Regions from separate parts of the Mus musculus genome. Here region 2 is linked to region 1. The links are chromatin loops, found by intact Hi-C in ENCODE. Cell type or tissue: heart. All regions are shown on one strand.

Region 1 (4,000 bases):
CTCTGTCCCAAGTTCAAGGCCAGCTTGGGCTACACAGACAAATTTGACACAAGTCTGGAATCGGAACCATGGAAAAAAGAATCCCATGGGTAGTCTTTCAAAAGAATGTAAACAAAAGCATCTCTCCAAGTATATATTTTTCAAAACCCATTTATAATTTATTCACAATCCCCTACAGAATGTTTATAGTGGAGTCACCATTTAAATATCCCTTCCACTTTCCTACATCGGGTCAGTTAAAAAGCAGCCTGTCTAAGTACCACAGCCAACCAAAGGATGGCTTCTATGAAACGTCCACAGCCAGGGAACAAATCGCAACGAATAATGGGTTTTGTCTGTGGCAACAACTTGTTCTAACAGCACTTCATGACCAGTGGGTCTTAGAATTCACACCGCCGTATTTTTTTTTTCTTCAAGTGCAAACCTCACAGCCAAAGTCCAAGTGAGAAACAAGATTCCTTACAGCGAATTCCCTTTCAGGACAAGCTCGCTCTTGCTTCACAGGGCAAAGCAACTTTCATGTATGATGAAAGTCAGTTTGGCTAATGTGTCCGGGAGTCATTTAAAAAGAGAATTTACTATCCTTGCTATATCCCTATTTTTTCCTGAAACATTCCACTGACTCAAGGACTGAGTGATCCACTGAGCTTTGTACCCTAGGGCAAAGGAGCAACAAGAAAAAGGAGGTGGTTTTACAGGTGGCTCCTAGGTTAGAAAGCAACTGGGAGGAGTCCGCTCTATTAACTGTACCTAAGTTTATGCTGGAGTTACATTATGCCGCTTAAGCAAGATAGTTATCCAAAATACAGCTAGCATAAATTAAAACGTTTCCAAACCTGATTATTTGTACTTAAATATATTGATCCATTTCGAACCGCTACACATCACACTCAAGCTTCTAAATTCAAACCACCAATGTTAACAGTTCCAGGAACTGATACCAAAACCAGCAAAGCCCTTATCCATATCCTCATATGGATTACAAAAGGGGGGGGGGGGTAGAACATGCACAACACACAACTTCAAAACTCAGACAATATAATGATGGCAAATAAAAATAGTAACTTCCCACAAAGCCTTCCCCACACCACACTGAATCCCTTTGTTTCTACTCCCCACAAGCGTAAATGGAATAAAAGCCGAGTAACTGGGCATAGTATTGAAAGAAGGAGGTGACAAGAAGTCAAAGGAACTTAACGGAAGCTAGAATGGCAAAGATGACCGAAAAGGTAGATAGAAAGGTAGAAAAGGAAACCACAAAGAAATGGGAGGAGGGGAAAAACACTTCAAGAGCTGAGAAGTGACAGAAATCTGGTCCCACCAAGCAGAGTTAGTACGGAAATACGAAAAAAAAAAAAAAAAAAAAAAAGAAAGGAAAGGGAATTTTAAAAAGCTAATGGAACAATGGGGCGGTGAGCCTGAGTCCTGGAGACATTAGCCGGGGAATCACTGAGCGGACGGCTGCTAGGAGGTACGGGACGGGTGGGATGGAAGGGCAAAAGGGGCTGCAGTAGCTGGGAGAGGAGTCTGAGTGAGGAGCTGGGTGGGAGGCAAGTTGGTGGAGCGCGATGGGCTTGGTGGTGCCGGGGGCTAGGAGGCGAGGGTCTCAGGGGATCTCTGGGGGCGCAATGGATTGTCACATTTTTTTTCTCTCTTTTGAGAGAAGAGCAGAGGCCGTTAAAGGCAGGTGTGATGGGAGCAGAAAAGAACACACAGCTCGACCAGGCACAGGAGCCATCGTGCAGATAAGACGCAGGGAGGGAAGAGGCAGCCCAAGAGAGAGAGGAGGACGATGGAGAGGGGTCGGGAGAGGATGCGGGGGGTCTTCACTCACAGTCCAGGTGCTTTTTCTTGGGGCCCATGATCTCGTGGGTCGTGGCCTTGCATACTGTCTTAGATACCGCGGAGCCAGTGACACTGTGCTGGGCCGCGGTGATTCGGTCCGTCAGGCTCTGGCCAGACATCTCTGCGGCTCGTCCGCCACCCCTTCCGCTCCGCAGCCGGCGGGGCCTGGGACCCCCAAGCGCCCGAGGGTCCCCACCCCCCACCGCACCCCCTACCCCCACCGGCTCCCCGCCCGCCTGCCGGCCTGGGGCGGGGCTCAGGGCCGCGCGCCGCCACCCGCTCCGAGAGCCCCGGCTCGCGTGTTCCCCCGGCGGGCTCCCACACCAAGTCGGGGCCACTCCCGGGTCCCGCGCCTCAGCCTCGGCCCACCCCTTCCCTGGTCAGCTGGAGCCCGACCGGGTAAGAGGGCCAGGCAGCTGCAGGAAAATGGCGGCGCCAGGCTCCTCCTCGGAGCTTTCCGGGCTGCCCCTAGGTCACGTGACTCGGGTTCCGCCCCCTGCTCGCTTCCTCCCGCCCCTTCTCCCTTCCCTTTCCTCTCCGGCGCGCCCCCCTCCCTCGCTCCGGCGAGGGAAGAGCGGGGCGGCGCCCGCGCGCTACGTGGTGGAACCCGCCCGGCGGGCGCAACAGGAGGCCCGCCCGCGGGGGACGGCGCGGCCCGCCGCGTCACGTGACGCGCCCTGCCAACAGGTCGCCCGAGGCAGGGCCCCGCGTGTCGTAGGGGGGCGGGGGGGAGGGGCGGCCCGCTGCGCCCCTCTTTCACCCCGGAGGCGAGGACGCCCGCCCTCGTGTCAGAGGCTGACGCCGTGGGCTTGACAAAGAGGTGAGGCAGCTGCTGCCTGTGCGTAGTTTTCACCCCGAACTGGAGGTGCCTGGGCTCCGGGGCTTCGCCTCGCTCAATTTGGCGCCGACCCCACGGCCCTCCTCCTGCCTTAAAGAAAACGGCTCCAGCCAGTCTCTTTCTGAGCCTACACACAGGCCTCTTCAAATGCACCCCGCTCTCCCTTTTAGTAACAGGGCTTTGGGGCTTTTTTTTTTTTTTTCACCCCCTCGTCTTCTTTGAGAGTGTTGGAAACGTCACCTAGTTTTGTTTATCTCGACTTACTAAGAGTCGCCACGTTCCTGCCAGTCTAAATTTAGATAGAAGCCAGCCCGGTATTCATTCTCTGCGGTGTCAAATACGACAGGAAACACATAGCTTCAGTGGAATTTGAAAAGGGAAGTAGTAGGGTGATGTCAACAGTGATTAACTTGACCCTACAAGGCTGACAACCAGCGAGATTAAAGGTCCACACCATAGAAGGAAGTGAGACAGCTCGGTAAAAGGAGAAGTCCCATTCAGAGTCAGACATCAGTACCTGCGATCTCCCCTGGTTTAGCCTTTCTTCCCTTTGGCCTCTTTTCTCCTCTTGTGTGAGCCAGATTTCCATGGAAAGATATTGACTCTGCCCTGTAGGCATTTTAGACCAGTATTACATCCCGAGACTTAGATCTATGAAATCCAGAAGATCTATGAACAAAGCCTTTTTAAATGTTACTAGTGCTCCACATTTAACTCAAGAGTTAGGGATAAATTTTAAATTCTCTGTGAATGTTAAGTTACCATCATGGTTCTATGTAATCTTGCTAGTTTCAAATGAGATTCGAGCGTACTCAAAATCTGTGTACACCATCTGCCAACCAAATCTAGAATATTGCGCTTAAATCTGTTAACTCTCAACGGATGAAAAGCTAATAGATGTTTAAAATTGTGTGTGGTATGAGGAATTCTGTGGTCTCTTCACATTCCCTTTCTATCTCACACGCCATTCTGAAGCACGGTGATTTTGGCAAGAACTCACAATTCTTATTAAGGCTGCAGGTTTCATTCTTGTCACACCAGCTTGAGAATTCACAAAACTGTAAAACTCCCTTTGGTGCATCTGCATTCCATTTGTAATTTGGTACCCTGTGTTTATCAGGCAGTGGAATGACCGGGAATTTTTGTTTGGTTGGTTTTTGTCTGTGGTGTGTACTCATGTATGCATGTTCACGTGACCCACATGTGTGTGCAAGTTTTAATCCATTATAATTTCTTTTATTCTCAAACTATTCTACTAATTTCTTAGCTAATTTCTTTATCATTGTTTAACCAACTATCCAGTTAATATTTTCTGAA
Region 2 (4,000 bases), 62 kb after region 1:
TTGAAGTGTTCCCTGGTCCTTTTCTTTTCCTTCATAATCTTATATTTGTGGGTCCCTGATCCCCTCTTTGCCTTTCTTGAGTCGCCTTAGCAACTAAGAAGAAACAATGTAGACACCAGGATTTAGAATTGAGTTACTCTAGCAGCAGGAAGCATACATTGTCACATTCGAAGCCACCTAGTTCACCCACTGCTCTTAAGCAATGGTTTGTGCTCAGGGGTGTGAAGAGGTAGGATGTACCAAAAGGCCAGGGGGTTCTGAGTGTGTGAGCTTTCAGAGTTCGGATGATGTTCAGTAGCTTCCTCCCTAGCCACTCTTCTGGCCTGGTTCCCATTTCACTGAAGATGGTTGCCTCTACCCAGCTTCAGATGTAGGGGTAACCTCAAAAATCTGGAGTTACCCCTAAGTACCTTTCCTCTTTCTCATCCCCAGCCAGCTATGCATGCTATCTTACTCTTTCTTTGTCCTGTTCCTCTTCCTCCTCCTCCTCCTCTTCTTCCTCTTCCTCCTTTGAAATAGTTTTGAAGGCATTCTCTTCTATTTCCATTGCTGCTAACTAGTTCAATCTACAATCTTTGGTCATTTGGTTGGGGGAAGTGTGTGTGTGTGTGTGTGTGTGTGTGTGTGTGTGTGTGTGTGTGTGTTCAAATATATGTTCACAAGTATGTGCAGGTATACATGCACATGTATGCATGTGTACATGAAGGCCAAATCAACATTAGATATCTCCCTTAATTTATCTCTATCTTAGTTTGTTTTGTTTTTGAGATAGAGTTCATCCCAGGCTGACCTTGAACTCATGATGGTCCAGTCAAAGCCTCTTGAGTGCCGGGCCTGAAGGCCTATGTCACATGCTTGACTTCAACCATATTCTCATCTCTATAATTGATATCATCCATAAGACGTTATTTTAATATCAAATGGCGGTTCCAAATGACAGCCAGAGAGGATACGGGGCATGGAAAGGCCACACAGATAGTCTGCTCTTTGGGCTTCTACAGAACAAGACATTCTCTTCTGGACTGGATGGGCACAGGATGTACCAAGATGCTGGTGTCTCTCATCAATCTCTGAACATCTCTGCTGAATCCCCCTCTCCTCCTTTAGCCAAGTGACAATAGAGCTATACTCCCCCTGCAACACGAACTCTATGGAAGTAAGAAAAGAACCTCCACATAACCAAGGCTACTTCCCTGAGTCTCTCATGCTAAATCTGGGTCCCATGTGACTATCCAGCCACTCTTTCTACCTTTGCAGCATAATTTTGTGTAGCTTTGAAACAAGGAGACCAACTTTATTATTCACAGAACTGGAGCTGATTAGATTGATCTTTCAGGATGATTGTATTGAGAGGGATAATGAATGTTGTTAATCCAAGCATTGATTGGATGCCTATCGTGTCTTGGACACTCTTCTGGATTTCTGGTGGAACACAACCCTGATTAAGAGATCTCTAACTTTATGGAGCACATAGCCTACAACTTAAATATGAGCAACATTCTGAGGGCTGTACAGTTTGAACAGAAGTGGAGGAGTGCCCTAGAGTCAAGTCTCTGTGACTTAAGCTAGGAATTAAAAAATGGCACCCACTAGTATAATTATTATACAGAGACAAATGAAACAATAGGAATGACACTGAAGCCTTTAGGTGTTATAATTTCCTTATGAGAATAATACTTTCAGAAAAAGATGAAAGGCTATATTGGTATTTCAGGGGCATAATAACCATTACATCAACCATGGTTTCAAGTTGTCTTGGAAACCCTTTCTTTCCCATAAATCAAGTTCTGGGTAGTTGAGTTAGCTTCCACAGTATGATTGATGGCTCAAATCTGTATCACTTGACTTTCTTAAGCTGAGTGTGAGATTCCACTGCAGAGCAGCAACTTCACTGAGGAAAGGACCCAGTAGCATTTATGGGAACAGCGCCAAGCTCCCTTCTTTTGTCTGTCTGCCAGAGCCATTGTTTCAAATCTTGCTCAGGATGCTGTGGAAACAGAATCAGCATGTAACATCAAGGATGCTTTCAGCTTTTCCCAGAGCTGGGTCTTGGCTTCCTTATCATCTCACAGCACAGCTCTCTCTCTGTCTCTCTCTGTGTCTCTGTCTCTGTCTGTCAAGAAATGGAAGTTATTTACTGTAAACTACATAGTCTCCTTTCTAGGTTGAAACCACCATTCTTCCTGTTTCTCTTCAGTGTCAGACAATCCAGGCTCTTGGGTGGGGAGAGCATGAAACTACCACCTAGTGTTTGACTGGGGGAGGGAAGTGGCCACAGATGTCACCATCTGTGTCAGAAGTGTGCAAGTATTTAGCAGGAAGCACCCTACATTTTCCAGTAAAGCAGAGTGACTTATCTGAAAAGATGTTCCTCATTCAACATGCAAGAATGACATGTAAGATCACTTTTAGTAAGCCTCCCGGTCCCACGCTATGCAGAAGAGACTTCTTAACATTGCCTGTATCTTTATGTGTTGATCTTTTTTTGTTTTGGTTTAGGGAGGGTTGTTTTTGTTTTGTTTTTGTGTTTATGTTTGTGTGTGTGTACCTGTGTGTTTTGATCTTAATGATATTTACTTCTTTTTCAAATTTACTTTTATTTGTGTGTGAGTATATGTTTGTACATGTTTGTGTGTGTGTGCACATGCATATGCTGGTCTGCAGAGGGCAGAGGCCAACATTGGGTGTCTTCCTCAGTCAATCATCCTGCAATTTATTTTTGTGACAGGGTCTCTCAGTGAATCGAGAATTCACTGACTAAGCTGGGCTGCCTGGCCAGCAAGCACCAAGAGTCTTCCTGTCTCTACTCTCTCTGTGCTGAGATTACATGTGTGGATCAACACCCCCATCTTTTTATGAGGGTGCTGGGGCTCCAAACTCAAGTGCTCATGCTAGCGTGGCAAGTGCTTTACTGACTGGGCTATCTCGCCAGCCCCTTAAAGGTTTCCCTAGTGGCGAGTGGTTTGTACAATTAGCGTAGCATTATACTTGGTGCTTTATATTCTCTCAGTTAATCATCACAGTAATCTGCTAGGTAAACGCGTCACTGTCTGGCTTGTGTGTGGCTTGCTGCTTCAGAGTGGGCAAGAGGCTCATTCAAAGCAATTTAACTGCGAAGATTCAGGACCAGTGTGGTGATGAGAGAGCTTCTGGCCTTTTTACTCTCTTAACCCATCGCCTCGCTTGTGGGGTCTCATCCATTAACTGTGTCCTCATCTGTTGTCCTCTATAGAGGTTTGTAAATTCTATAAAGGGGAGACAACTTATTTTGTTATTAGATTCCTCTGCACAGAGCAGAGCACTAGTGATTCAATAAATAGTTTTTAAGAAAAAATATACAGGCTCTTGTTCTCTTGCTCAATTTCCTGCTCCTGCTCTGTCCTCTCATCCCCCCTCCCTCCACGTGCTCATGGCCAGCCTCTACTTCTCTACTCTCTACTCCTCTTCCTCCCCCTTCTCTCTCTCTCTGCTTTTCTCTGCTTCTACTACCCTCTTGACTCCCCTCCCCATGCCCCGAATAAACTCTATTCTATGCTAGAAAGAAAGAAAGAAAGAAAGAAAGAGAGAAAGAAAGAAAGAAAGAGAGAGAGAGAGAGAGAGAGAGAAAGAAAGGAAGGAAGGAAGGAAGGAAGGAAGGAAGGAAGGAAGGAAGGAAGGAAGGAAGGAAGGGAGGAAGGAAAAGGAAAGAAAAATATACGGTCTAGGTTCAATCCCCAGCATTTTCCAAGTCAAAATGAAAACAAAGATACATGTATGCAAAACAGAATATAACACTATAGCTTGGATGTCTGGCTCCTTGTGCAAAATTACAGAAAGGCCTTCCCTTCGAGGAAAAACAACTGTCCATCTGTCTGTCTGTTTTTTGTGGTCAATAGAAAGTACAAGTGGAGGTCAGAGGACAGCTCTGCAGAGTTAGTTCTCTCTATCACTCGGGATCGATTGAACTTAGGACATCAAACCTGTTAGCAAGCACCTTTTACCCAGTGAGCCATCGCAGCAG

The links. Peaks named below come from ENCODE experiments on the same cell type or tissue, not always from the same donor. Only the 100,000 strongest peaks of a DNase experiment are listed, where the experiment ranks them.
Region 2: a loop joins it to region 1, with 6 times the contacts of the local background. A loop is called at or near these places in 12 of 42 quality-filtered maps.

Annotation. Positions count from the first base shown.
Region 1 is chr7:90,128,537-90,132,536 of GRCm38, reverse strand. Picalm (phosphatidylinositol binding clathrin assembly protein) reads right to left here and starts at 2,324. Exons shown (of 20, transcript NM_001360867.1): 1 at 1,835-2,324. The coding sequence starts at 1,964. It overlaps 2310010J17Rik (RIKEN cDNA 2310010J17 gene), which reads left to right and starts at 2,601. Exons shown (of 3, transcript NR_046007.1): 1 at 2,601-2,665. In heart, no CTCF peak of the experiment used is centred here; DNase peaks (open chromatin) are centred at 1,576, 2,426 and 3,026; H3K4me3 peaks cover 3,547 bases; H3K27ac peaks cover 3,951 bases.
Region 2 is chr7:90,066,402-90,070,401 of GRCm38, reverse strand. No RefSeq gene overlaps it. Among named protein-coding and RNA genes, the nearest start is that of Gm32164, 5.3 kb to the right of the region's middle. In heart, no CTCF peak of the experiment used is centred here; a DNase peak (open chromatin) is centred at 1,951.